Regions from separate parts of the Homo sapiens genome. Here all the other regions are linked to region 3. Evidence: read pairs that join two places in POLR2A ChIA-PET (ENCODE). Cell type or tissue: CD4-positive, alpha-beta T cell. All regions are shown on one strand. Links, peaks and the distances in the headings refer to the core of each region. The heading gives the core; the rest is flanking DNA.

Evidence for each region. ChIA-PET counts read pairs that join two places held together with the same protein. Peaks named below come from ENCODE experiments on the same cell type or tissue, not always from the same donor. Only the 100,000 strongest peaks of a DNase experiment are listed, where the experiment ranks them.
Region 1: POLR2A ChIA-PET joins it to region 3 with 13 read pairs; 10 of 35 experiments call an interaction of 5 or more read pairs at or near these places.
Region 2: POLR2A ChIA-PET joins it to region 3 with 10 read pairs; 10 of 35 experiments call an interaction of 5 or more read pairs at or near these places.

What each region holds. Positions count from the first base shown.
Region 1 is chr4:83,080,975-83,091,959 of GRCh38, reverse strand. It overlaps PLAC8 (placenta associated 8), which reads left to right. Exons shown (of 5, transcript NM_016619.3): 5 at 989-1,912. Among named protein-coding and RNA genes, the nearest start is that of PLAC8, 28 kb to the left of the region's middle. RefSeq lists an enhancer at 7,558-7,607. In CD4-positive, alpha-beta T cell, for the core only: a CTCF peak has its summit at 7,535; a DNase peak (open chromatin) is centred at 7,659; H3K27ac peaks cover 1,687 bases.
Region 2 is chr4:83,068,070-83,079,054 of GRCh38, reverse strand. COPS4 (COP9 signalosome subunit 4) reads right to left here. Exons shown (of 10, transcript NM_016129.3): 9 at 10,533-10,617; 10 at 3,237-3,758. The coding sequence ends at 3,625. Among named protein-coding and RNA genes, the nearest start is that of COPS4, 38 kb to the right of the region's middle. In CD4-positive, alpha-beta T cell, for the core only: a CTCF peak has its summit at 4,879 (motif pointing left); a DNase peak (open chromatin) is centred at 4,834; H3K4me3 peaks cover 306 bases.
Region 3 is chr4:83,212,825-83,223,809 of GRCh38, reverse strand. No RefSeq gene overlaps it. Among named protein-coding and RNA genes, the nearest start is that of COQ2, 66 kb to the left of the region's middle. RefSeq lists enhancers at 2,207-2,306, 4,016-4,275, 6,733-6,802. In CD4-positive, alpha-beta T cell, for the core only: no CTCF peak of the experiment used is centred there; DNase peaks (open chromatin) are centred at 3,919, 4,359, 5,959 and 6,559; H3K4me3 peaks cover 1,266 bases; H3K27ac peaks cover 3,198 bases.

The sequences.
Region 1 (10,985 bases), core at 5,595-10,594, 130 kb after region 3:
AGTCCAAACTGGGGCACTTTGAGGAACAAAATAAGGTCGTGTTAGATTATAACCCAAAGTATAAAATATCTATGAGTTTGTGCTGACATAAATGACTGAATAAAATTTGAAAATTGAAAAAAAGTATGTATGTTGAAAGCAGGGAAAACTGGGAATTTTGAGAGCAAAGAAGTGGCAGGAGAATTTCTGTATGGGAGAAGAGACACATCTCCCATATGGAACTCCAAATATTTAGGTAGATACTCCTTCCTCAAGGAGAGCGGCATGATTCCCCACCCTGAAGTGGGGGTTTGCATAGTGACTTCCTTCCAAAAAGTACAGCATGAAAAGTACAGCATGCAAGTGCACTCTCTATACTGTATGGAGTAACTCCACAATGGAGAAACCTGACACAATGACCTGAGCCAGGTAATCAACGTCACCATCATTGGTAATAAGTCATATTGATAGTTTGCACCCCTGATTTGATGTGATGAGAATGGCACTTTACCTTTGTGGTCTTCTCCCCAAAACCTCTTAACTCCAGTCTAACCATGAGAAAAACATCAGACAAACCTAAACTGAGGCACATTCCACAAAATACCTGACTACTCCTCCTGAAAACTGTCAGGGTCATCAAAAACAAGGAAAGGCTGAGAAACAGTCACAGTTTAGAGGAGCCTAAGAGAAGATGACAATTAAATGTAATGTGGTATGCTGGATGAGATGCTGGAACAGAAAATTAAAGTAGGTAAAAACTGAGTAATCTGAAGGTAGTATGGGCTTTGATTAGTAGTAATGCATCAGTATGGGTTCATTAGTTTTGACAAACCTCCCATGGTAATGTAAGATGTTAACCAACAGGAAAATTGGGTGCCAGATACATGAGAGCTCGCTGTACTATCTTTGCAACTTTTCCGTCAATCAAAAATGATTCTGCAATTAAAAGTTTATTAAAAATTATAAAAGTACCTTAAGAAAATTCAAAACTCTTGTGTGTCCTTTATAGGTGAAAAGCTCTTACCGAAGCAACAAAATTCAGCAGACACCTCTTCAGCTTGAGTTCTTCACCATCTTTTGCAACTGAAATATGATGGATATGCTTAAGTACAACTGATGGCATGAAAAAAATCAAATTTTTGATTTATTATAAATGAATGTTGTCCCTGAACTTAGCTAAATGGTGCAACTTAGTTTCTCCTTGCTTTCATATTATCGAATTCGAATTTCCTGGCTTATAAACTTTTTAAATTACATTTGAAATATAAACCAAATGAAATATTTTACTGATAAGATTCTTCATGCTTCTTTGCTCTCCTTAAAATGTCTTTTTCACTAGTTAGTTCCAAGGGTCAGTCTCATAATTTTGTTCTTATACTTTGATTTCCTTTTTCTTTTTTTTTTTTTTTAATAGAGTTGGGGGATCTTTCTTTCTTTTTTTTTTTTTTTTTTTGAGATAGAGTCTCGCTCTGTTGCCCAGGCTGGAGTGCAGTGGCGTGATCTCAGCTCACTGCAACCTCCACCTCCTGGATACAAGCGATTCTGCTGCCTCAGTCTCCCGAGTAGCTGGGATTACAGGTTCCCGCCACCATGCCCAGCTAATTTTTGTATTTTTAGTAGAGACGGGGTTTCACCATCTTGGTCAGGCTGGTCTCGAACTCCTGACCTCGTGATCCACCTGCCTCGGCATCACAAAATGCTGGGATTACAGGCATGAGCCACCGCGTCCAGCCTAGAGTTGGGGGTCTTTCTATGTTGCCCAGGCTGGTCTTGAACTCCGGGCCTCTAGCAAGCCTCTCATCTCAGCCTCCCAAGGTGCTGGAATTACAGGTGTGAGCCACTGCACCATACTTTGGTTTCTTAGCAGGAGATTTTGGTTCACAGTAACCCAGCTCTCTTTCATCTAAGAACTTTAGATGAGAAAAAAAAAAAATAGACTACAGATAACTATTCCCAGGCAGTTATGGTACATTTAGCCAACACTTTTGCCTCTTCTCATGTTATCTGTTAGTATTAATGCTGACAAAGCAAGATTTTTTGCGAAACAACACACCAAGCCTTGCTTTTACACTGCATTCCTCAGGAGGTTGTTTATTGTGTTGTTGATTTTCTTTCCCTTTTGAATATGAGATATCAGAGTAAGAAAACTCTGATCAGAGTTTTCTGAAAACTCTTATCAGAGTAAGAAAAATTTGATCAATGATCAAATTCAGTGACTCAATTTTGGTTAAATTTTATCCATCAATAGATGGATAAAAGTGTAAAATGATTTTTTTCACATTTCTTGTCCCATTTGATCCGTCAGCATCATTTTGCCCTGATGAAAATCTCACTTCCTAATTTCCCCTAGTTCTCCTCCTACACTTCTGATTCCATTTCATTTGTTGGGGTGGGGGAAGTAAGAGGCAAAACTATTTATCTTATACACTTATTGTGAAATCTCAGTGAGACAAAATGTCAAAGCACCTGGAACTTAGTAGGCACTCAACAAATTCAAGCACTCTGCCCTTTCCTCCACTTACCCTATAGCTGTGGGTGCTTTGCAGGGTTCTAGCTTGAGTCCACTCCTTTCACATCTCACGTTCCTAGATAGCATCATCTACTCCCATGGTTCTAACTGCCTCTTAGGACCCCAAAGTCTGTACTTCCAGTTTCTCCCTTACTATTGATCTTCAGAATGTCTCTCTTGCTAGCTGTGAAAATGAGTCCATCTGGATGTCCCCTAGACCTTGTCTACCCAACAAGTCCAATGATATCACTTAGTTGTTCAAGGTGAAAAATCCAGGTACCAATGACCCCTGAATTGCCTCATCGCACCTTTCTCCTTTTCCCCGATATCCAATCAGACACCCACTCTGTCACCGATACTCCACTTGAAAGCCCCAAGGGGTGATCTATTTTGTTTGCTGCTGTATTCCCAGTGCCTAGAACAATGCCTGACACCAGTAGGTATCTACTCAATCATTTTGTTTGCTGCTGTATTCCCAGTGCCTAGAACAATGCCTGACACCAGTAGGTATCTACTCAATCACTTATTGAATGAATTAATCTGTCCTCTCCTCTTTGCTGACATAAATGTAGTCCAAACCTTATTACCTCTTTGGCAAATCATGTTCATACCCTCTAAACTAACCTTCCTGCCTCTAGAAACTCCAGCTTCCCTTGCCTTCTCTCCAGTCCATCCTATACACTGTGTACCATGAGTTAAATTGTGAATTTTTTGTTCTTTTCTTTTTCTTTTTCTTTCTTTCTGTTTTTTTTTTTTTTTTTTTTTTTTTTTTTTTTTTTTTTGAGACATAGTTTCGCTCTTGTTGCCCAGGCTGGAGTGCAATGGCGTGATCTCTGCTCACTGCAACCTCCACCTCCCGGGTTCAAGCAATTCTCCTGCCTCAGCCTCCTGAGTAGCTGGGAATACAGGCATGTGCCACCACCCCAGTTAATTTTGTATTTTTGGTACAGACACGGTTTCTCCATGTTGGTCAGGCTGGTCTTGAACTCCTGACCTCAGGTGATCCACCTGCCTCGGCCTCCCAAAGTGCTGGGATTACAGGCATGAGCCACTGCGCCCAGCCAAATTGTGAATTTTCTAAAACAAACAGACCCCAGTATTTTCCTTGGTTCTTCACAGTGTAGCCTCATTTTACCTCTTTAGCCCACTCTCCTGCCAATTCTTCACTCATAAAATTCCCAATCTTCCCTGCCTTCAACATACATACTTTTTTAAAATTTCAAATTCCAATTGTTCATTGCTGGTATATAGGAAAGCAATTGACTTTTGTACATTAACCTTATATCCTGTGACCTTGCCATAACTGCTTATTAGTTTCAGGAGACTTTTTGTATGTGTTTCTATATAGACAATCATGTTGACTGTGAACAAAGACAGTTTTATTCCTCCTTCCCAATCTGTATAAAGCTACATTTCCTTATCTGGTCTTATTAGCTAGGATTCTGGTATGATATTAAATAGGAACATGAGAGTAAACATCTTTGCCTTGTTCCTGACCTAGGGGAAAATCATATAGTCTCTCATCATTAAGTATGATGTAGGTTTTTTGTAGATATTCTGTATATGATTGATGAAGATCCCCTCTATTTCAAGTATACTGAGCATTTTTTTTTTTTTTGAAATGGAGTCTTGCTCTGTCGCCCGGGCTGGAGGGCAGTGGCGCGGTCTCAGCTCACTGCAAGCTCTGCCTCCCAGGTTCACGTCATTCTCCTGCCTCAGCCTCCTGAGTAGCTGGGACTACAGGCGCCTGCCACCACGCCCGGCTAATTTTTTTGTATTTTTAGTAGAGACGGGGTTTCACTGTGTTAGCCAGGATGGTCTTGATCTCCTGACCTCGTGATCCACTCACCTTGGCCTCCCAAAGGGCTGGGATTACAGGCGTGAGCCACCGCACCCAGCCTTTTTTTTTTTTTTTTTTAATTAGAGACGGGGTCTTGTTTTGTTGCCCAGGCTGGTCTCAAACTCCCGAGCTCAAGTGATCCTCCTGCCTTGGCCTCCAAAAGTGCTGGGATTACATGCATACCTGGCCTACTGAGCATTTTTATCTTGAATGAGTGTTGGATTTTGTCAAATGCTTTTTCTGTACCTATTAATACAATCATGATTTTTTCCTCTTTAGTATGTTGATATGATGGGTTACATTAATTGATTTTCAAATGTTGAATCAGTCTTGCATACCTGGAATAAATCCCACTTGGTCATAATATATCATTCTTTTTACACATTATTGCATTTGATTTGCTAATATTTTGTTAAGGATTTTTGCATCTATGTTTATGAGAGACTGTAGTTTTCCCTTTCTTGTCATGTCTTTATCTGATTTTAGTATTAGAGTAATGCTGGTCTCCTAGAGTCAGTTAGGGTGTGTTCCCTTAGCTTCTATTTTTTTGGAAGCTATTGTAGAGAATTGGTATGATTTCTTTCTTAGAAAAAAAATTTTAAGGAAATATTTCTGGGTCAAAGATTTATTTCTTAAATGTTTGATCAATCATCAGTGAACCCATCTAAGCCTGGTGCTTTCTATTATAGAAGGTTATTAGTTATTGATTTAGTTTAACAGGTATAGGCCTATTCAAATTTTCTATTTCTCCTTGTGTGAGTTATGGAACACTATTCCTTTCAAAGAACTGGCCCATTGCATGGGTTTGGGCCATAATCCCAAAAGACACAATCTTGAATGTTATAATCCCAAATGATGAAATCCTGAAAGATCAAAATCCCTGAAGTCCAAAATCCCCAAAATTCCAATCCCAAATGATTAAAATCCTGAAAATATAATTCTTGACAAAATAATTTTAAAAATTCTTTAAAATTCTTTATTTATATTTTTTAAAGGAGATTTGAGAAACATAAAAACACAACAGAGCACTTCATAGACCATTTTAGACAATAAAACAGGAAATAATAACATACTTTTTTTATTTTTATTTTTTATTGAGACAGGGTCTCACTTTGTCACCCAGGCTGGAGTGCAGTGGTACAATCTCAGCTCACTCCAACCTCCGCCTCCTGGGCTCAAGTGTTAATTTTTGTATTTTTACTACAGACAGGGTTTCACTATGTTGGCCAGGCAGGTCTCCAACTCCTAACCTCAAGTGATCCGCCCACTTCAGCCTCTCAAAGTCAGGGATTACAGGTGTGAGCCACTGTGCCCGGCCTCCTCAGTCCATTTTTAATACTGAAGGTATAAATTGTATAAAGATGTTTAGAAAGTTCTAATTCATTTTATGCATTTTTGCAAATTTGACTCCATGAAAGTGCATTATCACGAAGCTGAATTTGTGTAAGCATTGTGCATGTATGTAAAAACATTGCAACTTCCTCAATAAAATATCTTCTTTTTGTACATCCATATTTGTGAAAGATAAAATATTTTGAGATCTTGGCTTTTTGGGCAACTGCATGTGTGGTGGTAACTCACTGCGGATTTTTATTGATTTTGTCAAAAGACTTATATTGTCCATCTTGGTATTTCAGATGACCACAGTTATAAAGTTGAGTGCACACAATTACCAATCATATATGTTAATACATTTTACTTTTTGGCCTATTTCTTTATGAATACAGTTCATCTACTCATAACTCTTATACTTATGAGACTGTTGTTAGGATACCTGAATGTTTATGCTTGCAAAGATACGTGTATTATTGGCCGGGTGTGGTGTGGCTCATACCTGTAATTATAGCACTTTGGGAGGTCGAGGTGGGAGGATCACTTGAACCCAGGAGTTAGGGACTAACCTGGGCAATATAAAATAAATATATTGTAGAGTTGAGGCCTACGGGGCTTAGCAGGTGTTCTCGCCATGTACGGAGATGAGAGATTGTAATAAATAAAGACACAGGACAAAGAGATAAAGAGAAAACAGCTGGGCCCAGGGGACCACTACCATTAAGACACGGAGACAGGTAGTGGTCCCGAATGGCTGGGCACGCTGATATTTATTGCATACAAGACCAGGGGGCAGGGTAAGGAGGGTGAATCTTCTAAGTGATTGACAAGTTGAAGCAAGTCATGTGATCATAGGACAGGGGGCCCTTCCCTTTTAGGTAGCTGAAGCAGAGAGAAGGTGGCATACATCAGCGTTTTCTTCTATGCACTTATAAGAAAGGTCAAAGACTTTAAGCCTTTCACTATTTCTTCTACCGTTATCTACTACGAACTTCAAAGAGGAACCAGGAGTGCTGGAGGAGCATGAAAGTGGACAAGGAGCGTGACCACTGAAGCACAGCACCACAGGGAGGGGTTTAGGCCTCCGGATAACTGTGGGCAGGCCTGGATAACATCCAGCCTCCCACAAGAAGCTGGTGGAGCAGAGTGTTCCCTGACTCCACCAAGGAAAGGAGACTCCCTTTTGCGGTCTGCTACGTCGTGGGTGTCTTCCCAGACACTGGCATTACCGCTTGACCAAGGAGCCCTCAAGCGGCCCTTATGCGGGCGTGACAGAAGGCTCAGCTCTTGCCTTCTAGGTAACTTGTCACAATGTGCTTTCAGCACCTGACCCTATACCCGCTGGTTATTCCTAGGTTATATTAGTAATGCAACAAAGAGTAATATTAAAAGCTAATGATTAATAATGTTTATAATAATGATTGATAATTGTCCACGATCATCTCTATATCTAATTTGTATTATGACTATTCTTATTCTATTTTCTTTATTATACTGAAACAGTTTGTGCCTTTAGTCTCTTGCCTCGGCACCTAGGTAATCCTTCGCCCACAATATATAATAATTAAAAAAATTAAATTTAGCTGTTCATGGTAGCACCTGTAGTCCCAGCTACTCAGGAGTCTGAGGCAGGAGAATCGCTTGAACCTGGAGGCGGAGGCTGCAGTGAGCCGAGATCGTGCCATTGCACTCCAGCCTGGGTGACAGAGCAAGACTCCGTCTCCAAAAAAAAAAAAAAAAAAATGAGGAGACAGAGAAAAATGGAGGAATAGAAGACTGCAGCTATCATCCCCCTCCACAAGGACACCAATTTAACAACTTCATGAGGTGTTAAAAATCAGGTGAGCACTCATAGTACCTGCTCTTAACTTTATAATGCTGAAAGAGACACCGAAGAAATAGCAAAAACAGTCCTGAATCACTGACGCCCCTCTGCCCCTGCAGCTGTGTTGTGGTACTGAGGATATCTCTGCGTGCACGGGAGGGAGAACACAGCAACTGTGATGCACTGAACTCAGTGCTGTCCTGTTACGGCAGGAAGGAAAACCACACCCAACTCAGCTGACGCCTGCCCATGGAGGGAGCATTTAATAACAGCCCTACCCAGAGGGGAATCACTGATCCCAGTGGTCTAAACTTGAGTTCCTGCAAACCTCACCACCGAGGGCTACAGTCTGGGTCTCCAAGTAAACTTGAAAGGCAGCCCAGGCCATGAAGACTGCAGATCTCAGGCGAGTTCTAGTGCTGAACTAGGCCCAGAGGCAGTTAACTGGGAGGGCAGGTGACATACTGAGACACCAGCTAAGGCAGCCAAGGGCGTGCTGGCGTCACCCCTTCCCTAACTCCAGGCTGCACAGCCCGTGGCTCCAAAGGAGACCCTTTCCTTCTGCTTGTGGAGAGGAGAAAGAAGAGTGGGGAGGACTTCATCTTGCATCTTGGATACCAGTTCAGCTGCGGCAGAATAGGGGACTGGGAAGAGTCGTGAGGCCCCCATTCCAGGCCCTAGTTCCCAGATGACATTTCTAGACACACCATGGGTCAGAAGGAAACCCACTACCTTGAAGAAAAGGACTCAGTCCTGGCAGCATTCATCACCTGCTAACTGAAGGTTGGCAGGACCCTGAATAACCAGCAGTTACATTTAGGTACTATGTCAAGGCCCTTGGTTGAGCCTCTGAGACTTGCTGGCTTCAGGTGAGACTCAGCACATTACTAGCTGTGGTGGCAACAAGGCAAAACTCCTTCTGTTTGAGAAAAGCAGAAGGAAAAGTAAAGAGGGCTTTGTCTTGCACCTTAGGTACCAGCACAGCCACAGTGGGGTAAAGCACCAAGTGGGCTCTTGAGGTCTCCGATTCCAGGACTTGACTGTTGGACACCATTTCTGCACCTGCCCCAGGCCAGAGGGGAACCCATTGCCCTGAAGGGCGAGTCCCAAGGCAGGAAGCATTCAACACAAGCTTGACTTAAGATACCTCGATGCTTAAGGGAATATTGGAGGTAGCCTGGCAGTACTCCTCGTGGCCTGGGTTGACAGTGGCTATGGGGTGAGGCTCCTCTGCATTTGGGAAGGGAAAGGAAGAGTGGGAAGGACTGCATCTGGTGGTCTGAATACCAGCTCAGCCACAGTACAATAGAACACCAGCTAGACTTCCAAGTTTTTTTACTCTAGTCCCTGATTCCCAAAAGGCACCTCTGGACTCACCTGGGGCCTGGGGGACCTCACGGCTCTGAAGGGAAGGACACAGGCCTGGCCGGCTTTGCCACCAGCTAATTGTAGAGCCCCAGGGCCTTCAGCAAACATAGGCAGTAGCCAGGAAGTGGTTACAGCCAGCCTTGGCAAGCCCCACTGCTGTGCTGGCTTCAGGTCTGACCCAATGCAGTCATAGTGGTGGTGGCCACAGGGATGCTTGTGTCACTCCACCGCCGGCTTTATGTGGCTCAGAACAAGGAGAGTGAGACTCTTTTTGCTTGGAAGAAAGTAACAGAATGGAACAGGAGTCTCTCTGCCTGATAATGCAGAGAATTCTTCTGGATCTTTTCCAAGACCATCAAGGTAGTACCTCCATGAGTCTGCAAGAAAACAGTGTTACTGGGATTGGGGTGCTCTCTAAATCAGATACAGCTTACATCACAATATCCAAGTACTTTCAAATATCTGGAAAGCCTTTCTAAGAGGGATGGGTACAAATAAGCCTAGACAGTGAAGACTACAATAAATACTTCACTCTTCAATGCCCAGACACTGAAGAACATTTACTAACATCAACACCATCCAGGAAAACATGACCTCCCAAATGAACTAAATGAGCCACCAGGGACCAATCCTGGAGAAACAGAGATGTGTGACCTTTCAGGCAGAGAATTCAAAATAGCTGTGTTGAGGAAACTCAAGAAATTCAAGATAACACAGAGAAGGAATTCAAAATTATATCAGATACATTTAACAAAAAGATTAAAATAAAAAGAATCAAACTGAGATTCCAGAGCTAAAAATGCAATTGGCATACTGAACAATGCATTAGAGGCTTTCAGTAGCAGAATTGATCAAGCAGAAGAAAGAATTAGTGAGCCTGAAGACAGGCTATTTGAAAATACACAGTCAGGGCCAGTCATGGTGGCTCATGCCTGTAATCACAGCATTTCAGGAGGTCGAGGCAGAAGGATCACTTGAGCCCAGGAGTTTGAGTCTAGCCTAGACAATGTAGTGAGACCCCCCCCCTCCTTAAAAAAATAAAAAAGGCCAGGCGCAGTGGCTCATGCCTATAATCCCAGCACTTTGGGGAGGCCAAGGCAGGTGGATCACCTGAGGTTGGGAGTTCGAGACCAGCTTGACCAAGATGGAGAAACCCTATCTCTACTAAAAATACAAAATTAGCCGGGTATGGTGGCACATGTCTGTAATCCCAGCTACTTGGGAGGCTGAGGCAGGAGAATAGCTTGAACCTGGGAGGCGGAGGTTGCAGTGAGCCAAGATCATACCACTGCACTCCACCCTGGGCAACAGAGCCAGGCTCCATCTCAAAACAAAACAAAACAAAAAAAAGAGCTAAAGAGAGAGTTAGGCCCCAATACAATAATAGCTGGAGACTTCGACACCCCACTTTCAGCACTGGATGGATCTTCCAGGCAGAAAAATCAATAAAGAAACATCAGACTTAATCTGCACAATAGACCAAATGGATCCAGTAGATAATTACGGAACATTTCATCCAATGGCTGTGGAATACACATGCTTTTCCTCAGCATATGGATCATTCTCAAGGATGGATCATTTTAATAAGAAATTTAAAAATTTCTTGGAACAAATGCTAATGGGAGCACAACATACCAAAATCTATGGGATACAGCAAAAGCAGTACTAAGAGGGAAGCTTATCGTTATAGTGCCTACATCAAAAAAGAGGGAAACTTATAGTGCCTACATTAAATAAACAATCTAATGATGCATCTTAAAGAATTAGGAAAACAAGAGCAAACCAAATCCAAAATTAGTAGAAGAAATAATAAAGATCAGAACAGAAATAAATGAAATTAAAATGAAGTAAACAATACAAAAATCAATGAAACAAAAAGTTGGTTTTTTGAAAAGTTAAGCAAAATTGACAAGCTTTTAGCCAGACTAAGAAAAAAAGAGAGATCTAAATTTACCTTCAGTATTGAAAATAATGCGAAGATGAAATACATAGCATATCGAGTTGGCATTATGTGTAAAGGGGCAGAAGCCATACATGATTAAATAATTTGGCATAAGAGATTTCTTGTATTTTTGGCCTGTGTTTTCACTTCTATGATCTTCAAAACACTCACAGTACTTGTATTTGGGGAG
Region 2 (10,985 bases), core at 1,965-6,964, 140 kb after region 3:
TTTTAAATAAGCATTTTATCATTCTATTTCTCTCCTCTCTTAGCATAACAATTATATTTCTTTAAAAAGTTTTTTAATAGTGATTTAGAGTTTGCAATATACATTTACAACTAATCTAAGTCAAGTTTCAAATAACACTATACTGTGTCATGGTTGTGCGGATACTTCATAACAGGGTATTCCCAATTCCTTCCTCCCATCACTTACACTCCAGTCATTCACTTCAGTTATCCCTAGGCTATAGCTATCCACACATTGTTGCTATAATTCCTTTAAATAAAGTTATCTATTAAATCAATTAAATTTTTTAAAAAGATTTTACCTTCCTGTTTTTTTGCTCTGATACTCTTCCTTTCTTTATGTAGATCTGAGTTTCTAATCCATATCATTTTCCTTCTCTCTGGAAACCTTACTTTAACATTTCTTGCAAAGTATGTCTCCTGGCAAAAAAAGAATCCTTTTTTTTTTTTTTGAGACAGGGTCTCACACTATCACCCAGACTGGAGTGCAATGGTGCAATCTCAGCTCACTGCAACCTCCACCTCCCTGGCTCAAACAATCCTCCCATTTCAGCCTCCCAAGTAGCTGAGACCACAGGCACACACCACCATGCCTGGCTACTTTTATATTTTTTGTAGAGACGGGGTTTCGCCATGTTGCCCAAACTGGTCTTGAACTCCTGGGCTCAAGCAATACACCTGCCTTGGCCTCCCCAAATGTTGGGATTATAGGTCTGAGCCACTATGCCCAGCCTTAAATTTCCTTAGTTTTAGTCTTCATTTCTCCTTCACTATTTCTTTTTTTCAATTTGATTTTCTCTTTGCTTTTCTCCTTCACATTTGAAGGATAATTTTGCTGGATAAAATCCTATGTTTGTGAAGTTTTTCTTTTAACATCATAAATATTTCCATTCTGGCTCTTGCTTGCATGATTTCTGACAAGAAATCCAATGTTATTCATGTTTCTCTATATGTGTTTTTTTCTTCTGGCTTCTTTCAAGATTTTATGTTTTTGGTTTTCTACAGTTTAGATATACATCTAGGTGTCAATTTTTTGGTAGTTATTCTGCTTGGCCTTTTCTTAGCTTCCTGGATCTGTGGTTTAGTGTCTATTATTCATTTCAGAAAATTCTTAAACATTATTTCAAATTTTTTTTTTTTTTTTTTTTTTTTTGAGAAGGAGTCTCCCTCTGTTGCCCAGGCTGGAGTTCAGTGGCGTGCTCTCGGCTCACTGCAAGCTCTGCCTCCCGGGTTCATGCCATTCTCTTGCCTCAGCCTCCCGAGTAGCTGGGACTACAGGCGCCTGCCACCACTCCTGGCTAATTTTTTGTATTTTTAGTAGAGACGGGGTTTCACCATGTTAGCCAGATCTCCTGACCTCGTGATCCGCCCACCTCGGCCTCCCAAAGTGCTGGGATTACAGGTGTGAGCCACCGTGCCCGGCCTATTTCAAATATTTCTTCTCTTCCTCTTTCTTTTCCTTCTGGTATCCCCATTACACATGTGACACGACAGAGTCTCGCTCTGTCGCCCAGGCTGGAGTGCAGTGGCGTGATACCAGCTCACTGCAAGCTCTGCCTCCCGGGTTCACGCCATTCTCCTGCCTCAGCCTACCAAGTAGCTGGGACTATAGGCACCCACCACCACTGGCTAATTTTTTGTATTTTTTAGTTGAGACGGTGTTTCACCGTGTTAACCAGGCTGGTCTCAATCTCCTGACCTTGTGATGTGCCCGCCTCGGCCTCCCAAAGTGCTGGGATTACAGGCGTGAGCCACCGCGCCTGACCACATGTGACACCTTTTATATTGTTCTCCAGTTCTTGGATATTCTGTCCCAATTTTTTTTTTTTCATTCCTTTTTCTCTTTGCATTTCAGTTTAGGAAGTTTCTATTGACATATTATCAGGCTGTTTCTTTCCTTGGCCAAGTAGACTAATGATAAGCCCATCAAAGGCATTCATTTCTGTGAGAGTGTTTTTTTCTTTATTTCTAGCATTTCAAATCTTTAGAGTTCCCATCTCTCTGCTTATATTACCGATCTGTTCTTGAACTTGTCTATTTTTTTCCATTAGAGTCCTCAGCATGTTAATCATAGTTGTTTTAATTTCCTGGTCTGATCATTCCAGCACTCCTGCCATATCTTAGTCTGGTTCAGTTGCTGGTATAGCTCTTCAGATTGTGTTTTTTCTAACCTTTTAGCATGCTTTATAATTTTTTGGTTGAAAGCCACACATGATGCATCAAGTAATAGGTAATGAGGCTTTTTTTTTTTTTTTTTTGAGACAGTCTTGCTCTGTGTCCATGACTGGAATGCAGTGGCACAATCTCGGCTCACTGCAACCTCTGCCTCCCAGGTTCAAGTGATTCTCCTGCCTCAGCCTCCCAAATAGCTGGATTACAGGCGTGCACCACCACACCTGGCTAATTTTTCTGTTTTTAGTAGAGACGGGGTTTTGCCATGTTGCCCAGGCTGGTTTTGAACTCCTGGTGTCAGTGATCCGCCCACCTCAGCCTCTCAAAGTGCTGGGATTACAGGCATGAGCCACCGCACCCAGCCAGTAACTAGGCTTTTAATATGAGGCTTTATATTAATTTGGATAGGAGCTGGGCTGTATTTGAGGTTTACTGTAGCTGTCATTGTTACCATTTTACTTTTTTATATATATTTATTTTTACCATTTAAGAAAATATCTAAATAATTACCATTTTAGTGTTCCTAGCAGTCACTGACCAGCAGCCTCTTCTCCCAGTAAGCTGATCCCAATTGTGATTCTCTGTATTTGCCTGTCTCTCCAGGGTTTTGAGTGGTGGTTTGTCCTATGACTTTAATTCTTCCATGGATCTAAGAAAAGCCATTGATATTCCAATCTGTACAGTTTTTTGTTTGTTTTTGCTGTGAGGAGGGATGTGATGACTTCCAAGCTCTTTACATGTTGGAGCTGATACTAAAAGTCACCTACATACTTTTTCAAGTCCTTTCCCCATGTTTTTCTATAAAGCTCAGCTAAAATAACCCTCTGTGGAGGCCTTCCCTGACTTCTCTCTCCTAACTGAAGAGCTACTCTCTGTGTGCTCTAGTAGCTGGAGCAAATACAAGTATTAAACTTACTGTCTCTTGGCTCTTTGACTCTTTGGATGCCTGGAGAACAGGCATTATGACTCATCTTTGTATTTCTAGCATAGGGCATAAATCAATGTCTGCTGAACCGAAGGAAAAGGGAACAAAATACTCTTCGCTAACTAAAAACAAAGTACTACTTTTATTTGGCTCATTTCTCCATTTATTAGAATAACCACATTTGGAGAGGCATGAAGCACTTAAGTTTTACATGACTACAAAGTTATCACAAATCTCAAACTTTTTAGCCACAGATATTTCACCTCTGTTTAAAGAAAAAGCTTTCAAAACATCTGAGTTAGCTTAATACACAGAGACCCTGAAATATATGGGAACTACATATTTTAAATGCTTGTACTTCCTGCTCTAATAATGTCTTCTTTAAACGGAATCCAGCATAAAAGGGATTGAAATGTATAAGGTCATGATGCAAATGCTTTGGAGATAGTGAAACTGATCTGCACAACATGGAAAAAGATGTCATGTGCACAGAAGTTCTGCAAGGATTCACTGAGCCATCTGGGCTTCCATGGCTTGTGCTGTCCATTCTGGTGCTGTTTGACTAATTTTCTCCAAAAGGTTATTCACTTGGAAACAAAGTGATTGGATCTGCTTATCCCACGTTGGCAGGGCTTCTCGTGCTAAGGGGAAAAAAAATGTACAAAATTAAAATTATTCCTTTGTATTCACAGCAACTGTGAGTTAAAAGATATATACTTTTTACATGCCTATTCTTGGAAGAGGCATGTTCCTTTTAAATACCTAAAAAACAGAAAAAAGCTATTCAAAAAAAATAAAAACAATAAATACTTTTCTTTTTTGAGATGGAGTCTTGCTCTGTCACTCAGGCTAGACTGCAGTGGCAGGATCTCGGCTCACTGCAACCTCCACCTCCTGAGTTCAAGCGATTCTCCTGACTCAGCCTCCCAAGCAGCTGAGATTACAGGCACCTGCCACCGTGACTAATTTCTGTATTTCTAGTAGAGATGGGGTTTCACCACCTTGGCCAGGCTGGTCTTGAACTCCTGACCTCATGATCCACCCGCCTTGGCCTGCCAAAGTGCTGGGATTACAGGCATGAGCCACCGCGTCCAGCCAATACTTCTATTAGCTTTTAAAAGTCTAAAACTCAGGCCAGGCATGGTGGCTCACGCCTGTAACCCCAGCATTTTGGGAGGCCGAGGCAGGCAGATCACCTGAGGTCAGGAGTTTGAGACCAGCCCGGCCAACATGGCAAAACCGTGTCTCTACTAAAAATACAAAGATTAAAGAATTAAAAAAAAAAAAAGAAAAGTAAAAATACAAAAATTAGCCGGGCGTGGTGGCGGGCGCCTGTAATACCAGCTACTCGGGAGGCTGAGACAGGAGAATCACTTGAACCCAGGAGGTAGAGGTTGCAGTGAGCCAAGATCGTACCACTGCACTCCAGCCTGGGCGACAAGAGTGAAACTCCATCTCCAAAAAAAAAAAAAAAAACCTCTAAAAAATCTTGGCTAATAAAACTAAGCTATTTAAACAGCAGTTAAGAAAAGTGTTTTTTCTTTTTTTAAATTTCTAGCATTTCAAAAGTACCCAAATTACTGGCACAAGGTATAAAACAAATACATACAGATGCATGTTATTACTACTACTAGTGAAAACGAAATAAAACCGACTAACCCAACAACCTCAACCACAACAAAAAAAGACTGAGGCTGTCTTTTCATCACCAAGGCTTGCAGATTCCTAAGACACTGCCACCTACTGGGGAAAGCAAGTCTGTTTACACATTCAAATCTGTACTTGACTGAAGGATAAATATCATACCATTTAAATCCCTCAAAAAAAGTCATCTTGAATCCACCAGGGTTTTCTCTTACCAACACTATATAGTTAGAAATAAAAAATTGAGAGGAATGTCCCATTCAAAACAGTACCAAAATTTACAAAAAAGGGCACATATTTAGTGAAAAAGCAACCTATAAAATCTTTTTTTTTTTTTGAGACGGAGTCTCACTCTGTCATCTGGGCTGGAGTGCAGTGGCGCGATATCAGCTCACTGCAACCTCCACCTCCCAGGTTCAAGGGATTCTCCTGCTTCAGCCTCCCAAGTAGCTGGGACTACAGGCATGCACCACTACGCCCAGCTAATTTTTGTATTTTTAGTAGAGACGGGGTTTCACCATGTTGGTTGGCCAGGATGGTCTCAATCTCTTGACCTCGTGATCCGCCCGCCTCAGCCTCCCAAAGTGCTGGGATTACAGGCGTGAGCCACTACGCCCAGCCGCAACCTATAAAATCTTAATAAAGGGCAAAAGATAACTTGAGTAGACACAAATCACATTCCCAGGTGGAAATATACAATAACATAAAAATATCAATCCTTCTCCTTTAATAAATAAATTTAAAGAAATCCCAAAGACAATCCCCCTTTTTTTTTCTATTTTGCTTTCTAACCAGGCCAAAATTATTAAAGTTAACATAAAAAAATTGGTGTTTGAGAATGGCCAAGATAATTCTGAAAATGAAAACCAGTGGTGGAATTGAGGTATATACATCCAATGAAATGCTATTCGGCTATAAAAATGAATGAAGCACTGATTACCTGCCATGACATGGATGAACCCTAAAGATACTATGCTGAGTGGAATCAGCCAAAAGGTCACATGTCACATATTGTATGATTCCATTTATATGAACTATCCAGACTAGGTAAATCCAGAGACAGAAGATGGATTGGTGGTTGCCAGAAGCTGGGGGAAGGAAGGAATGGAGAGTAACTGCTTAAAGGGCAAGGGCTTCCTTTGGAAAGATGAAAATGTCGTGAAACTAGACAGAGATAGAGGTTGTACAACATTGTAAATATACTACAGGCCATTGAATTGTTTACTTTAAAATGGCTACTGTTCTGTTAGGTGAATTTCCTTCTTTTTTTCTTTTATCCTGTAGAAATGGGGTCTCGTTATGTTGCCTAGGCTAGACTTGAACTCTTGAGCTCAAGCAATTCTTCCACCTCAACCTCCCAAAGCATTGGGGTCACAATCATAAGCCACTGTGCCCAGCCCATGTGAATTTCAATTTAACAAAAAAAAAGGAGTGGGAAGCAGGAGTTGCTTTACCAATACTAAAATTTATTATAAATTTGTTTATTACCATATTATTGCAGATCAGTGGAACCAGAGTACAGAAATAGATGCAAACATATATGTGGAACCTAATCAGATATGTCAAAGATCACAATTTAATCAGAAAGGATGTTTTATTTAATAAATGATACTTGGATAATTGGCTATTCACCTAGAAAAAAACAACTAGACCATAACCTAAAATTATCCACAAAAATGAACTGTAGATGGATTAAATTCCTAAATGTAAAATAATATTAGAAAAATTTAGGAAAACACTAGTTTTATTCCAAGGTAGAAGAGTCTTTCCTAATCAATACAGGAAATTCAAAAGCCATAAAATAAAACATTGACCTATTTGAGTGCAAAAAAATTTAAAAATGTGTTTATGTTATGTATTGTCTTCCAGAAGAAAACCTGACAGAATTCGGCCGGGTGCAGTGCAGTGGCTCATGCCTGTAATCCCAGCACTTTGGGAGGCTGAGGCAGGCTGATCACCTGAGGTTGGGAGTTCAAGACCAGGCTGACCAATATAGAGAAACCCTGTCTCTACTAAAAATACAAAATTAGCCGGGCATGGTGGTGCATGAGCGTGGTGGTGCGTGCCTGTAGTCCCAGCTACTTGGGAGGCTGAGGCAGGAGAATCGCTTGGACCCAGGAGGTGGAGGTTGTGGTCAACCGAGATTGAGCCATCGCACTCCAGCCTGGGCAACAAGAGCGAAAGAAACTCCATCTCAAAAAGAAAAAGAAAAAGAAAACCTGACAGAATGGAAAAAAATATTTGTGACACATATTACAGATAAAGTTAAAATTATCAGCCAGGCAGCCAGGAGCGGTAGCTCACGTCTGTAATCCCAGCACTTTGGGAGGCCGAGGCGGGCGGATCACGAGGTCATGAGATCAAGACCATCCTGGCCAACATGGTGAAACCCCGTCTCTATTAAAATACAAAAAATTAGCTGGGTATGGTGGCGTGTGCCTGTAGTCCCAGCTATTCAGGAGGCTGAGGCAGGGGAATCCCTTGAACCCAAGAGGTGGAGGTTGCAGTGAGCCGAGATTGCGCCACTGCACTCCAGTCTGGCAACAGAGCAAGACTCCCATCTCAAAAAAAAAAAAGCCAGGCACAATAGCTCATACCTATAATCCTAGCAGTTTGGAAGGCTGAGGCAGGAGGATCACTTGAGGCCAGGAGCTCAAGACCAGCCTAGGCAACACCACAAGACCCCATCTCAAGAAGAAAAACAACTAGCCAGGTGCGGTGTGTACACCTGTAGTCCTTCCTAGCTACTAGGGAGGCTGAAGCAGGAGGACAGCTTGAGCTCAGGAGTTTGAGGCAACAGTGAGCTATGATCATACCACTGCACCTCAGCCTGGGCAACACAGCGAGTTGTCTCTTAAGAAAAAAAAATCATTATAACAAAAGCTACAGCAAATTGATACTGGAAGGCCAGAAGGAGAGTTGTGAGGGAAGGGAGGAAATAGACAAGCAACATTAATGCACAGAAGGGGAAATGCTATATTACTCATCATATGCTGTGTTTGTTTATTCAACACTTATTTCTCATTTACAATGTGCCAGACACTGGAACAGATGTTGGATGTACCATGGAAAATAAGACAGACTTAATACCTATCACCAGGAAGCTTAACTTGGAAACAGAAACAGACATTTAGACAAATAGTTACACAACTGAAAATAACTAAAATAAATTCTAGGAAGAAATTCAGGCTGACATGAGAATATATAATTTAAAGCCATATCTAATCTGGAAAGTCAGGAAAATCATTACTGATTAAGGATATTCAAATTGAGACATGGGACAAAGAGAAGATGGCTGGAAAGGGGTAAATATTTCAGAATGTTTGATAGGGGGAAGAATTTGCAATGCTGAAAAAAATAAAAAGAAGACTTATGCAAGAGAAAGCTAGAAAGGACCAGGACCAGCTTTTGGGAGACTTTGTAGAACTTTGTTCTACAAGCAATGGGGAAGACATTCATTACAGTGTAAACAAAAGAATAACATGATTTAACTATTTGTTTATTTCTTTTTTATGCTTGCATTTTTTAAAAGAAAATAATCACTCCAGCTGTACTAGGGAACTGAACTAGAAAGGAGCAATTGTAGATATGAGAAGGAAAGAAAGAGGTTATTTCTCAACACCTGAAGAGGTTATAATAGTAGGGTTCAGAATAGGTTGGTGATAGTAAGAAATGAAGAAAAGGACCCAATACAGTGGCTCACACCTATAGTCCCAGCACTTCAGGGATTTTGGAGGTTGAGGTGGGAGGATGGTTTGAGCCCAAGGATAAGGAGTATTGGAGAAAGCTAACAATACAGTTTTGGGATGGCTGGCTGGTTAGTCGTGGGGGACACACAAGAAGGGAAGATAATAAATTCAGTTTTTGATATGTTCATGCTAAGATGCCCATGAAGCAATCAGGTAGAAACACCTTAGTAGTAAACTAGAACCATGGGGCTGGGACTTAGAATCACTCTAGAAAGGTAAATGTAGGCATTGTCTATGCAGAGACAGTAACTGAATCAAAGGAAATAGATGAGATTACCCATGGAAACTCAGTAGCATAAGTGGGGAAAGGTCTAGGATTAAGCCCTAAGTAACTAGTATTTAAACTTAAAGGTACTACAGATTCTACAAAGATGACTATGAAGGATAGCTGGAGATATAAGAGGAAAAGTAGAATCGGATGGAAGAGATGACAAAAGTCAAGCTGTGGTGGTGGGGTGAAGGTTCAAAAAGTAGTGAGAGATCAACACTATTTGATATGTTGAAAAGTCAAGATGAGATTTGGAAGATAAAAGGATTTTCATTAAAATGGAGGAGTCCTGAGGATGTGTAAATATTGATGGAAAGAAGCCAGTAGGAAAAAAAGGATAAAATCAGACAAAAATAACTGCTAACCTCAGGTTCCTAAACCAGTGTTTTTTGGTGGGAGGGGAAAGGGAAAGGATCAGAGAAAAGGTCCAAAGCCCAAGTGGAACAACCAGACAGGGTGACGAAAACCATCTGCAGTAAAACACGAAGGAAGAAAAAGATTCACATCTATATCTAAAATTAAAGTGTTTCTACATCTGATAAAGAAGTTAAAATTTCAAATTGAATGAGAGAAAAAAATAACTAAAAAAGGAAATTAAAATATTTCATACTGATGGCTTTTTTCCCCTTTGAAATAGGAAACAAGGTTTTCTACTGAGAATAAATGGGGAGAAAAGTCAGAGATTTAAGAAAAACCAAACCTGAAATAGTCATTGCAAAGGAGGAAAAAGAGTGGACTACAGAAATGTACCATGAATCCTATGTAGTGCTGAGGACCTGTGACCTCGAATTTAGAGAGGTATCAGCCTGTCTGATGCCCGACTCTTCTCCAGCACAAAAAAGATTATGCTAACTGGAAGAAAACAGAAGAGTCAATGGACCAGAAACTCCAATAAGGTCAAGGAAGAATTGAACTGAGAGTAACGGAGACAGACCACAGACCACTAGAGAAACAAGAAAAAGGTTATGGCCAGAGTGAGATATTTCAAATAAAAATTTTGCAAGTGGAAAAGTTCTGGGTACAGCAAGGTCCAGGGTGTAAATGAGGTGGGAATAAGGAGCTGGGAAGGTATTAGACAATGAAAAAGTCAAGGGATCCACTTACCTGTCTGCCTCCATTAGTTTAATGAGTTGCTGAATAGGAAATGCAACTGTCATTTCCATATGCCTGATACATGGTATGTGGTCAATAAATATTTGATGCATAAATGAATGAACTGATACAACAATTTGAGTTTCAAATTTTTCCTTAACATAGAAAATCCTGCAGTAAGTAGATTCATGAATATAATTTTTTTTTTTTTTTTTGAGACAGAGTCTCGCTTTGTCACCCAGGTTGGAGTGCAGTGCTGCAATTTCGGCTCACTGCAACTTCTGCCTCCTAGGTTTAAGTGATTCTCCTGCCTCAGCCTCCTGAGTAGCTGGGACTACAGGTGCCTGTCACCACACCTGGCTAATTTTTATATTTTTAGTAGAGGCAGGGTTTCACCGTGTTGGCCAGGCTGATCTCAAACTCCTGACCTCAAGTGATCCACCTTTCTTGGCCTCCCAAAGTGCTGGGATTACAGGCATGAGCCGCCATGCCCAGCCTCATGAATATAACTTCTTAAAAATTATTTTAAATTATTTCTTTGGGAAATAAGCTCATTCCAGTAGTAAGATTCTGAGTCAAAGGAAACTGTCCAACATGTTTTAATCACAAATATAACAGTTCACTGCTATTTCATTATGACAGAAATACACAAAACCTCTTACTTTCAAAATGAACTATTCCATCAATCTGGTCAATAAATCCATTCATACGTCCTTCGGTTATCATTTGAGATGCTATCTTTTCCGCCTATTGGGGGAAAAAAAAACTCTCAGAAACTTTATCATATCTTTTAGTTATTCACATATGAAAAGAGAACAGAAAGCTTCTGGTTTAACTACCATCACTAAACTTTACATATACATTAATCTGCCACTAGAAGAGTAAATCTTGTAAATCTGGCTATTTCCCAATTCTTGCTGTACATAAGCCATTATTTTAAGTTAACTGGGATCTGTTTTTCTTGTGAGATTTTGGACAAGAATATAACTATCATTTTCTCCTCTGCTCAAAAGCAAACTATCAATTTTTCTTCTTACTAGGATCCATACCTCAAAAAAACCCAAACAAACTAGTTTTTCTTATTTTATTTCAATTTCCACAGTATTTGCTACCCC
Region 3 (10,985 bases), core at 3,812-8,811:
CTTTGTTCCTGACCATGGAAAAGGGAGTATGGCAGTGGCTGAGAATTAAGCTCTAGAACAGTGTTCCAAACTGGATCCAGAACCTTGGTTGGGGGAGTAATATATCTTTGTTTTCACTAACCTTAAAATAAAATTTAGCATTTTGCTTAATTATGAGTGTAGGCAAGAAACTCCAGTAGTTTTAACAAAACTCATGACTTTCCACTAGTAGAAATCACAGATATTTTTAGAGCCAATTCAATTGTTAGACATGCCTTGAAATATCATTTCACTCACTACTACTTCAAAATTATTGAAGTTTTTAGACCCCTGATAGGTACACAGTCTTCTTATAATCAGTGCTATTGAGCAATTATCAGCCTATTTCTCCCGTGTTCTGTATTGCTCATTCAGAGATATACATTGTTTCTCCGTAATTCCATGTCTACAAAGTTCTCTGTCCATTTATTTAAGAAGAGAAAGCTAAGTACATCTAGAGACACTTAAAACTCTTTCAACAACTATTTCTGTCATAATGGCATCAAAGCTGAACCATAAATTCACAGTCATATCCTTTTTAATATAAGTTGTATTGGTTCGAGACTAGCCTGGCCAACATGGTGAAACCCCATGTCTACTAAAAATACAAAAATTAGCCAGGCATGGTGGCACGTGCCTATAATCCCAGGTATTCAGGAGGCTGAGATAGGAGAATTTCTTGAACCCGGGAGGCGGAGGTTGCAGTGAGCCGAGATCGTACCACGGCACACCAGTCTGGGTGACAGAGCAAGACTTTTGTTACAAAAAAGAGAAAATTGGAGTCGAACTTTAAAAGTCTTAGATAATTCTGGTGTTCCTTGAGAGAAGCCTTGAAAAATCAGATATGAAAGCTGTCATTTCATTTGCAACAAAATATCTTTGTGAAACAAGATCTTTAACACTTGTAATTATCAAAACAAAAAATAAAATAGACAATGTCTACGAAGACATGCATATTGCATTGTTGTTTTAAAATGTAGGTTTTCATATTATTTAGGTATTGCAAGGCCAACAGATCAGGAGATGACTGCCATTGACAAGACAGTTGGTTATATTCACAGATCCCAAGAGAAGGGGATGCACCATGCCATGGGGCTGAGGGATGTGACATGTAGAACACTGGGGTCAGTCAGGAGGCAGAGACGGGAATATATGGGCAAGAGCCTTTTTTGGTCTCCTCGAGAAGGAACAGAGTGGGCAGCAGGGTAAGTAGGCCTCACATTGGCTGGCTTGAATAATTTCAGCGGGCTCTGGGGTGGAGGGAGTGTCTCTAGTTGTCAGGGGCCAGGTAGCAGGCCCTGGGGTGATTAGGCCAGGCAGACAGTGGCCTAGAGTGTAAGAAAACAATAAAGGACATGATTGAAGCCGGGCACAGTGGTGCACACCTGTAATGCCAGCACTTTGGGAGGCCGGGGCAGGCAGATCAGTTGAGCTCCAGGAGTTCAAGACCAGCCTGGGCACCATGGCAATACCCCGTCTCTACTAAAAATACAGAAATTAGCCAGGCGTGCAGTGAACTTAAATCACTCCACTGCACTCCAGCCTGGGCAACAGAGTGAGACCCTGTCTCAAAAAAAGAAGGTGATTTGGGTATGAGCTCTGGACTAGCTGGTTTGCATATGAAATGCACGCTCCCAGGTGGGTGAAGCATTTATTATCTCTAGGTATTGACTAGCCCTGGGAATGGCAGTCTCTCTAGGGTCACAAGGCCCCAGATGTCAAATATCAAATACAGAAACTAGAAAATGTGGTTATTACACTTGACAAAGTTTGTCGCACTTTCTAATCTTCTTATTCAAGCCAAGGAACAATAGCCTTCATGCCAATATGTCTTAAAATATAAAAATCTAACTTTAATTTGCCTATATTTCAGACATGCCTTCTCACTGAGACCACATATATATCCCAAATTTATTTTATTTTAATAGGTTGACATATTATTTATTGCTGCATAGCAAATTACTTCACAAGTGATTAAAAACAGCAAACATTTGTTATCTGTGGGTTTGGAAGGCAGGTGCAGCTTAGCCAGGTGGTTTTGGGTCCAGTTGTGTCACGTGGCCGTAACAAGGTGTCAGCCAGGGCCTCTGTTCTCTAAGACCGCACAAAGTGGGGGCTGCTTCCAAGCTCCCTCACGTGGTTGTTGGAAGGCCTCAGGTCTTAGACACATGGACCTCTCCACCTTACAGCTACCTTAGGACGTGGCAGCTGGCTTCTTCAAGTGGGAACAACTCAAGAGAGAGCAAGAGAAAGCATTCAAGAAGCCACAATCTCTCTGGAACCTAATCTCAGAAGTGGCATACCATCATTTCTCCCATACTCTGTTCATCAGAAGTGAGTCACTAGGTCCAGCCCCAACTCAAAGGGAGGAGATTACATGAAGGAATAAATACCATGAGTAGGGACCACCTTTGAGGCTGCCTACCGCAGTTGAAAACTATACTTCGGTATTTCAAGGCCAGGTGTCATGGCTCATGCCTGTAATCCCAGCACTTTGGGAGGCCGAGGCGGGTGGGTCACTTGAGGCCAGGAGTTTGAGACCTGCCTACCCAACATGGAGAAACCCCTTCTCTACCAAAAATACAAAAATGAGCCAGGCGTGGTGGCACATGCACGTAGTCCCAGCTACTCAGGAGGCTGAAGCAGAAAAACTGCTTGAACCTGGGAGGTGGAGGTTGCAGTGAGCCGAGATCGTACTGCTGCATGCCAGCCTGGGTGACAGAGAATTGCTTTTCTTTGTACTGTGTATTTTATTTTTTGCATTTGAAAATAGTATTCTGAGAAGAGGTCCAAAGGCTTCACTAGCTGTATATATAACACAGACAAAGAGTCCCTGCTTCAGTGCCAGACAGATTTGGGTCCAAACCCTGCCTCACCCACCAGCCATGTGGACCTTGAGCAATAACTTCACCTTTGCAGGCATCGGTTGCTCCAACAATAAAATGGACATAATAACAGCATATATCATAGACTTGTTGTAAGGGTTAAATGAAGTCATGCAAAACATTAACATTCTGCCCAGAATATATTAACAAATGGTAGTTATCATCAGTTTAGAAAAGAGCGTGCCTAAATTTCATATGTGTGCATAGTGTTCTACTTCACATGATTATAGAAGCCTGGGATCATGTTTATTAGTGGTCGGGTTCTACTCTTTCTTCCGTTGTATATTTTAAATACCTTAACAAATGTGATGAAGCCTAACGTGTTGGTACCAGATCCCTTACCAAAAGCACCACATAGGCCAGGTGTAGTGGCTCACACCTGTAATCCCAGCACTTTGGGAGGCCAAGGCGGGCAGGTAACTTGAGGTCAGGAGTTGGAGACCAGCCTGGCCAACATGATGAAACCCCGTCTCTACTAAAAATACAAAAATTAGCTGGGCGTGGTGGTGTGTGCCTGTAATCCCAGCTACTCAGGAGACTGAGGCAGGAAAATTGCTTGGACCCAGGAGGCGGAGGTTGCAGTGACCCAAGATCACGCCACTGCACTCCAGCCTGGGTGGCAGAGCAACACTCTGTCTCAAACAAAAACAAACAAACAAAAAACAAAACAAAACAAAAAACACACGACAAAAAAATACCAAGTATTATTATATCCAGATGTATTATATTAACACAAATGACATAAGCATAAGAACGAAATACTGGGCCAAAACGTCCATAGCGGGGAAATGCATAATCCAGCAACCTTCTTACCCATAAAATCTCAGGCCTGATGGTTTGCATTTTCAATGCATTGGCCACTTGTTACACAGTATGCAGGTGACTGCTGTGGAAGATGAGTTGGACTGGAAAAAGATTAAAACCTCTTTCTTCCAGCCACCTGCTTCTGACCAGGTGTTCCTTCCTGCCAATGCAGTACAAAAAGGAAGAGGCAGAGAAGGACCGCAGTTACTCTGTCATCATGTGATCTGTGTTTGTGAATCACGTTTGACAGAGGGCTTGTGCTATCCAGGAATCCAGTAACCATTCAGAGTCAGCGTGGACACCTGAGAGTCAGGAATGGCTTGCTGCCTCCATCTGTTAGTTTCCCTGAGTCTGGAGACCAGGAAGGCAGGATCTGGAATGGGCAAGTGCAGTGTTTTCTCATATTCTGACTTGGAGTCAGGACCCAGGTAGAAACTGCTGGTTCCACTTTGGTAGAGAGCCTCTCCCCGAGCTGGCCTCCTTTGCCCTGGCATGTCCAGCACACAAAGGAGGACATTATTAATATAAACGAGCGGACAGCATCTGTTGCCAGAGAGTCTTAATTAGTCCCCAGCTGGGACTGTGCCACGGGCACATTGCATGTTAGTTGTGATTTCCCAGAAACAATGAGGGAAGACCGAAAACACGAAAACACGTTGTTCCTCCACAGCCCCGCCCTCTCCTGCAACCTCACTCTCAATTCTGGGTTGTAGTTTTTCAAAACAGTACTAGAGAGTTTGATCTGAAATATCTTGATTAGTACTGGAATGAAAATGAATTAAAATTAAGCAAAATGTACATGGGATCTCTTGGTACTATTTCTTACCAACTGCATGTGAATCTACAATTACCTCAGAATAAAAAGTTAAATTTTAAAAATTCAAGCTGCTCAGAATTTACTGTGACAGGAAGAAAGAAAGAAACTGAAAAGGAGGAGGAGGAGGAGGGAAAGAAGAAAGCCCTATTCTGAAAATCAACTTTCTATTTTTTTCTTAAATGGATTTCCTCAATCAAGTTATACCTATCCAAATGATATTCTGTGCCTAGTGGAAGGTTGTGGAACAGAAAATGACACCTGCTCTTTTCCTCTCCTTTCCCCTGACCAATCTGACAAGATCCTTAATAGCAACTGTAAAGAGTATCTCCAGTATTATAAACGAGAGCTGGTCAAGGCCGCCCGCAGTGGCTCAGGCCTGTCATCCCAGAACTTTGGGAGGCTGAGACTGGAGGATCAATTGTGCCCAGGAGTTTGAGACCAACCTTGGTAACATAGGAAGACCCTATCTCTACAAAAAAAAAATGTTTTTTTAATTATCCGGGCGTGGTGGTGTGCACCCATAGTCCCATCTACTTGGGAGACTGAGGCAGGAGGATCACTTGAGCCTGGGAGGTCGAGGCTACAGTGAGCTATGATCACACTACTGCACTCTAGCCTGGGTCCTGGGTGACAGAGTGAGGCCCTGTCTCAAAAAAATAAAAATAAAGAGAGCTGGTCAGAGTTGCTGACTCCCCTCCAGAGAGAAGGACAGAGAAGATACACTTTTCATGATAAATCCTTTTAGACTTCTAAATTTTATAGTGTGTATATATACTACCTAGTCCCAAAATATTATTCCTCAAATCTTACATAAGGTCTAGCTCAAACAAGTCCTTCTTGATTAAGCCTTTCCCGTTTTACCACTTAGAATTCACCACTAATAGAGGGGTAGTGCTCAAGCCTGGCTGCCAGTAGAAAAACCTGAGAGATTTTTAAAAAATGCCCAAACTCGGTGCCCTCCCCAGACCAGTGGACTGAGAATCGTGGAGGGGAGGAGGTCAATCTGGGTATTTTTCAAAGCTCCTCAAGTAATGTTAATATGTACTCGGGGTTGAGAACTTTTGCCCTGACCCTTTATGGAGCCCATATTTAAGCACTCACCCTATGAGTAAACTGAGTAATTGATTAAAAAGTAAAAAACACTTTCACACCTTTTATCTCATTTGGTCTCTATAATAACAACACGTAAACTGGGCTTCATTTTCCCACTGCACAGAGGAGGAAGTGGAGAGCTGAGCTGCTAGAAGTTACCAAGGTCCCTTTGAGAGCTTCAGTTCTGCACTTCTTGTATTTGATCATCTCCCCTGAGATTAACAGATTTTGCTCTCCCCACCCAGAGCCCAGTATCGCACCTTTCATTCAAGCAGTTCAACCTCAATAACCAAAACAGTGAAAAATGAGTAGCTCAGCAGAACACCAGGAAGTCACTCCCAGTGACAGAACCCCACAGGGTGGTTCAGCTTCCTCATAGGTTTCTCACATTACGGGTAACAGTTCATCTTCCTGTTTCTTTCACTTCTTGTTTACCCCTATCAAAACCACCTCAGTCGCATATTTGAAATGCATTTTCCCAAGCCCCAGATTAATCAGAATCCCCGCGGGTGTTGTTCAAGTATATCTTGTGTGTATGTGTGTATCTGTGGGAAAATATACATAAAATTCACCATCTTAGCCCATTTTGTGTGTGGTTTAAGCAACAAATATTTATTTTCTCACAGTTCTGGAGGTTGGAAGTCTGCAATCAGAGCATCAGCATGGTCAGGTGAGGGTCCTCTTCCCAGCTGGCGGGGGTCCACCATCTCAAGGTGTCCTCACTTGGCCTGTTTGGCCTTTGCAGAAGACAGGCAGATCTGGAGAATGAGAGATTACTACAGACTTAATCAGGTGGCGGCCTCAATTGTAACTGCTATTCCTGATGTGGATTCATTCTGGAGCAAATCAGCCCATCCCCTGGTGCCTAGCAGGCAGCTACTGGTAGGCGAAGGCTTTCTTCTCCATCCCTGCATCTTGTGGCTCACTAACATGCACGTGAGCCTGGTATGCCAGGAACACGTGCTGCGCCAGCGGCTGGGCTTCCAGCGAGGTACAGAGAGGGGACACACGCCTTTCAGGGGGAGAAAGGGGCAGGGAGGGCCTCTAGGGACACCACGTCAGGACCCTCCCACTGCACCCAGGCCTTGGAGTGGGCCACCCTGCCCAGGACCCATCTTAACCATTTTTAAGTGCACCATTCAGTGGCAGTAAGTACATTCACATGTTGTGCTATCATCACCATGGTCTATCTCCAGAACTTTTTAATCTTCCCATACAGAAACACCTATTAAAGAACTTCCTATTCCCCTCTCCCCCAGCCCCTGTTAACCACCATTCACTTTCTGTTTCTAGGAGTTTGACTACTTTATTAGATTGCTGCAAAAGTAATTGTGGTTTCCATATTTAAAAAAAAATGGCAAAAGCTGCAATTAATTTGTTTTTTTGGTTTTTTTTTTTTTTTTTGAGACGGAGTTTCACTCTTGTTGCCCAGGCTGGAGTGCAATGGCACAATCTCAGCTCACTGTAACCTCTGCCTCCTGAGTTCAAGCGATTCTCCCGCCTCAGCCTCCTGAGTAGCTAGGATTACAGGCATGCGCCACCACACCCAGCTAATTTTGTATTGTTAGTAGAGACGGGGTTTCTCCATGTTGGTCAGGCTGGTCTCGAACTCCTGACCTCAGGTGATCCGCCTGCCTCCACCTCCCAAAGTGCTGGGATTACAGGCATGAGCCACTGTACCCAGCCTGCCTATTTTTTAATCGAATTATTTATTTTTATGTGGTTGAGTTGTAGGAGTTCTTTATATATTCTGGATATTAACTCCTTATCAGATCTATGGTTTACAGATATTTGCTCCCATTCTGCAGGTTGCCTTTCCACTCTGTTGATTGTTTCCTTTCCTGCACAGAAGTTTTTGCAGTCCCACTTGCTATTTTTGCTTTTGTCACCTGTGCTTTTGTGTCATACACTAGACATCATTGCCAAATCCAATGTCATGAAGATTTCCTCCTATATTTTCTCCTAAGAGTTTTATAGCTTCAGGTCTTACATTTAGGTCTTTAATACATTTTCAGTTAATTTTTGTACAGTCAAGAGTCCAATTTCATTCTTTTGCAGGTGGATATCCGGTTTTCCCAATTCCATTTGTTGAGAAACTATCCTTTCCCCATTGTGTTGTCTTGACACTCTTGTCAAAGATCATTTGATGATATACATGAGAGTTTATTTCTGGGCTCCTTATTCTGTACCATTGGTCTATATGTCTGTCTTTATGTCAGTGACATTCTGTTTTAATTACCCTACCTCTGTAATGCTTTAAAATCAGGAAGTGTGAGGCTTCCAGCCTTGTTTTCCTTTCTCAAGATGTTTTGGCTATTTTTGAGATTCTATATGGATTTTAGTATTTTTTTTCTATTTCTATAAACAATGACATTGGAATCTTTGATAAGCATTGCATTGGATCTGTATATTGCTTTGTGTAGTATGGATATTTTAATGCTTCCAATCCCTGAACATGAGATGTCTTTCTGTTTGTGTCTTATTTAATTTCATTTAGCAATGTTTTACAGTTTACTATATGCCTTTCACTTTCTTGGATAAGTATTTTATTTATTTGATGCTGTTGTAAATGGGATTGTTTTATTAACTTTTTTCAGATTACTCATTGTCAGTCTTTAAAAATGCAACTGATTTTTGTGCGCTGAATTTGTATCCTCCAACTTTGCTAAATGTATTAGTTCTAACAGTTTTTTATTTTTCTGGAATATTTCAGATTTTCTACAAATAAGATTATATTATTTGCAAACATATATAATTTTTTTCTTCCTTTCTAATTTGAGTGCCTTTTATTTCTTTTTCTTACCTAATTGTTTGGGCTAGTACTACCCATAGTATGTTGAGTAGAAATGTAGAAAATGGACATTCTTGTCTTGTTTCTGATCTTGAAAGAAAGCCTTCAGTTTTTCACCGCTGGGTATGATTATTAGCTATAGCCTTTATTATGTCAAGATAATTTCCTTCCATTTCTGAGCTGAGTCTGTACCTGCTCCTGTACCTGTTCTCAGAAAAAGCCAGCTATGGGTGAAGAGACGGTGTGGAGAGAGGCCCACCAAAAACCTGGCAGGCTTCAGAGTTTTCTAGTGCTGAGTGGTCAAGTGTCCCTCTGGTCTGCTTAACACTTCCTCTACCTAACCCTTCCTCAGAAATCACTGTCTTCCCTCATTCAAGAGGAGGAGAAAGAGAGTGAACAGTGTACCAAGTGCTGACATGCATTATCTCATTGAAGCCTCACTAGGTATTACTATCTGCATTTTGTAGATGAGAGAAGTGAGGCTCGTGAAGTTTAAGCAACTTGCACAACCAGCGTCAAATAAGTGGACAATTAGAAGTGGTGGAGATTGGACCCTAAAATGAGTCTTTCCAGACATAATACCCAGGTTCTTCCCACTGTAGCTCCTTCTCTCATTCATTCAACGAATGCCTACTACGTGCCTTTCCCTGTGCTAGGAGCTCAGAGAACTACAAGGAAAAGCAAGATGTGGCACCTGCATTCAAGGAAACCACTGCTAAGAGAGGATATAAATGCCAAATCTGTAATTATAACAGATAGAAAAAAGTGCTACAGGGTGTAAACACTATGGGAGCACAGACAAGCAGGGATTCTGGGGTATGAGTTGAGATCCGCTCACCCAAAGCAATGTCCAGTCCTGCAAGCGCCTTTTACAGTAAGTGCCCTATATAGGTGTACCATTTTTAATATTTTATACTGTATTTTTATTATACTTTTCCTACATTTAAATACACAAATACCATTGTGTTACAGTTGCCTAGAGTATTCAGTATAGTAACATGCTGTACAGGTTTGTACCTAGGAGAACTAGGCTATACCATATAGCCTAGGTGTGTAGTAGGCTATACCATCTAGGTTTGTGTAAGTGCACTCTATGATGTTCACACAAGGACAAAATTGCTTACCAATGCATTTTCAAGAGTGTATCCCTGTTGTTAAATGATGCATGACTATATTATCATCATTATTATCCTCTGATCAAACTCTCCAGTGCCTTCCACTCTGACTCAGATAAAAGCTGAAGTCTTTACAGTGGCCTATGAAACCCAACATCAGGGGTGTCCAATCTTTTGGCTTCCCTGGGCCACATTGGAAGAATAATTGTCTTGGGCTACACATAAAATATACTAACTCTAATGATAGCTGATGAGCTAAAAGAAAAAAAAATCTCATGATGGTTTAAGAAAGTTTACGTATTTGTGTTGGCTGCATTTAAAGCCATCCTGGACTGCATGAGGCCTGTGGGTACCTGCGGGTTGGACAAGCTTGCCCTACGTGTTCTGACCCCGGTTATCTCCTGTTTCTCTCACTCATGTTTTCTCTACTCAAGCCATCCTGACCTCTTTGCTCTTCCTTGAAAGTGCCAGGCATGCTCCCACCTCAGGACCTTTGCACATGCAGTACCTTTGCCTGGAGGGCTCTTCCCCAGGTCTCTGCCTGGCTCGCTGCATAATTCCTCCACATTTCTGCTCACATGTCACTTTCCCTGACTACCCTATCAAAAATTGCAAACAACCCCACTGCAATACTTCCCTATTGTATTTTTCTCCATATTTTCTATTACCATCTAATATGCCACATAATCGATTTAGTTTTCCTATTTATCTGTTTCCCTCACTTAAGCTCTACCAGGGCAGAATTTTTGCCTGTTTCATTTGCTTCTGTAACCCCAGTATCTACAACAGTGCCTGACACAGAGTAGGTGCTCAATAACTGTTTATTCATTATATCAGTTAATTACTTAATGGCAAGTCTGCACTGACACTCCAACATCTCTGGTTTTATTAAATGTCTCTCATAACTGTGGTGATTATTTCTGTATTGGCAGACATGCAATTAATCCATTATGTACAATATGCAAACACTCTGTTGGAGACAGATACACAGTGACATATGAGACATGGCAGTCCCTTGTCTCCAAGAAGCTGTGGTTTGACCAGAAACGGAATATCTGAAATTGAGACAGTTCTCAAAAGTCTGGAAACCATGGTTCCCGGTGTCCCAGACTGGAATCTGCAGAAAGAGCAGCAGAGAGAAAGTCTTTGCCATGTCTTAAAAACTAAGTGTCTGGTCCAGTGGTCCACTGAGCATGTTGTTCATTCTGGGCCTGAGAACATCTAGTGAGGATAGCTAATGTTCATATAGTTCAGTGAAATTAATACTAATTAACAACCAGGTACACCATGAAACTATCTGAAGAAACCTGCTCCCTGGTTTTAATAGAGAAGTGGATTCTTGCCTGTGTTACTGTTAACTTTTACAATTGTGTCTTGTTAATGCTTTCCTGTCCATTTTTCCCATGATTGTGTCAATTTAGGGGAAGAGAGCAGAGTAGACATCATTTTCTCAAGATTTGCAT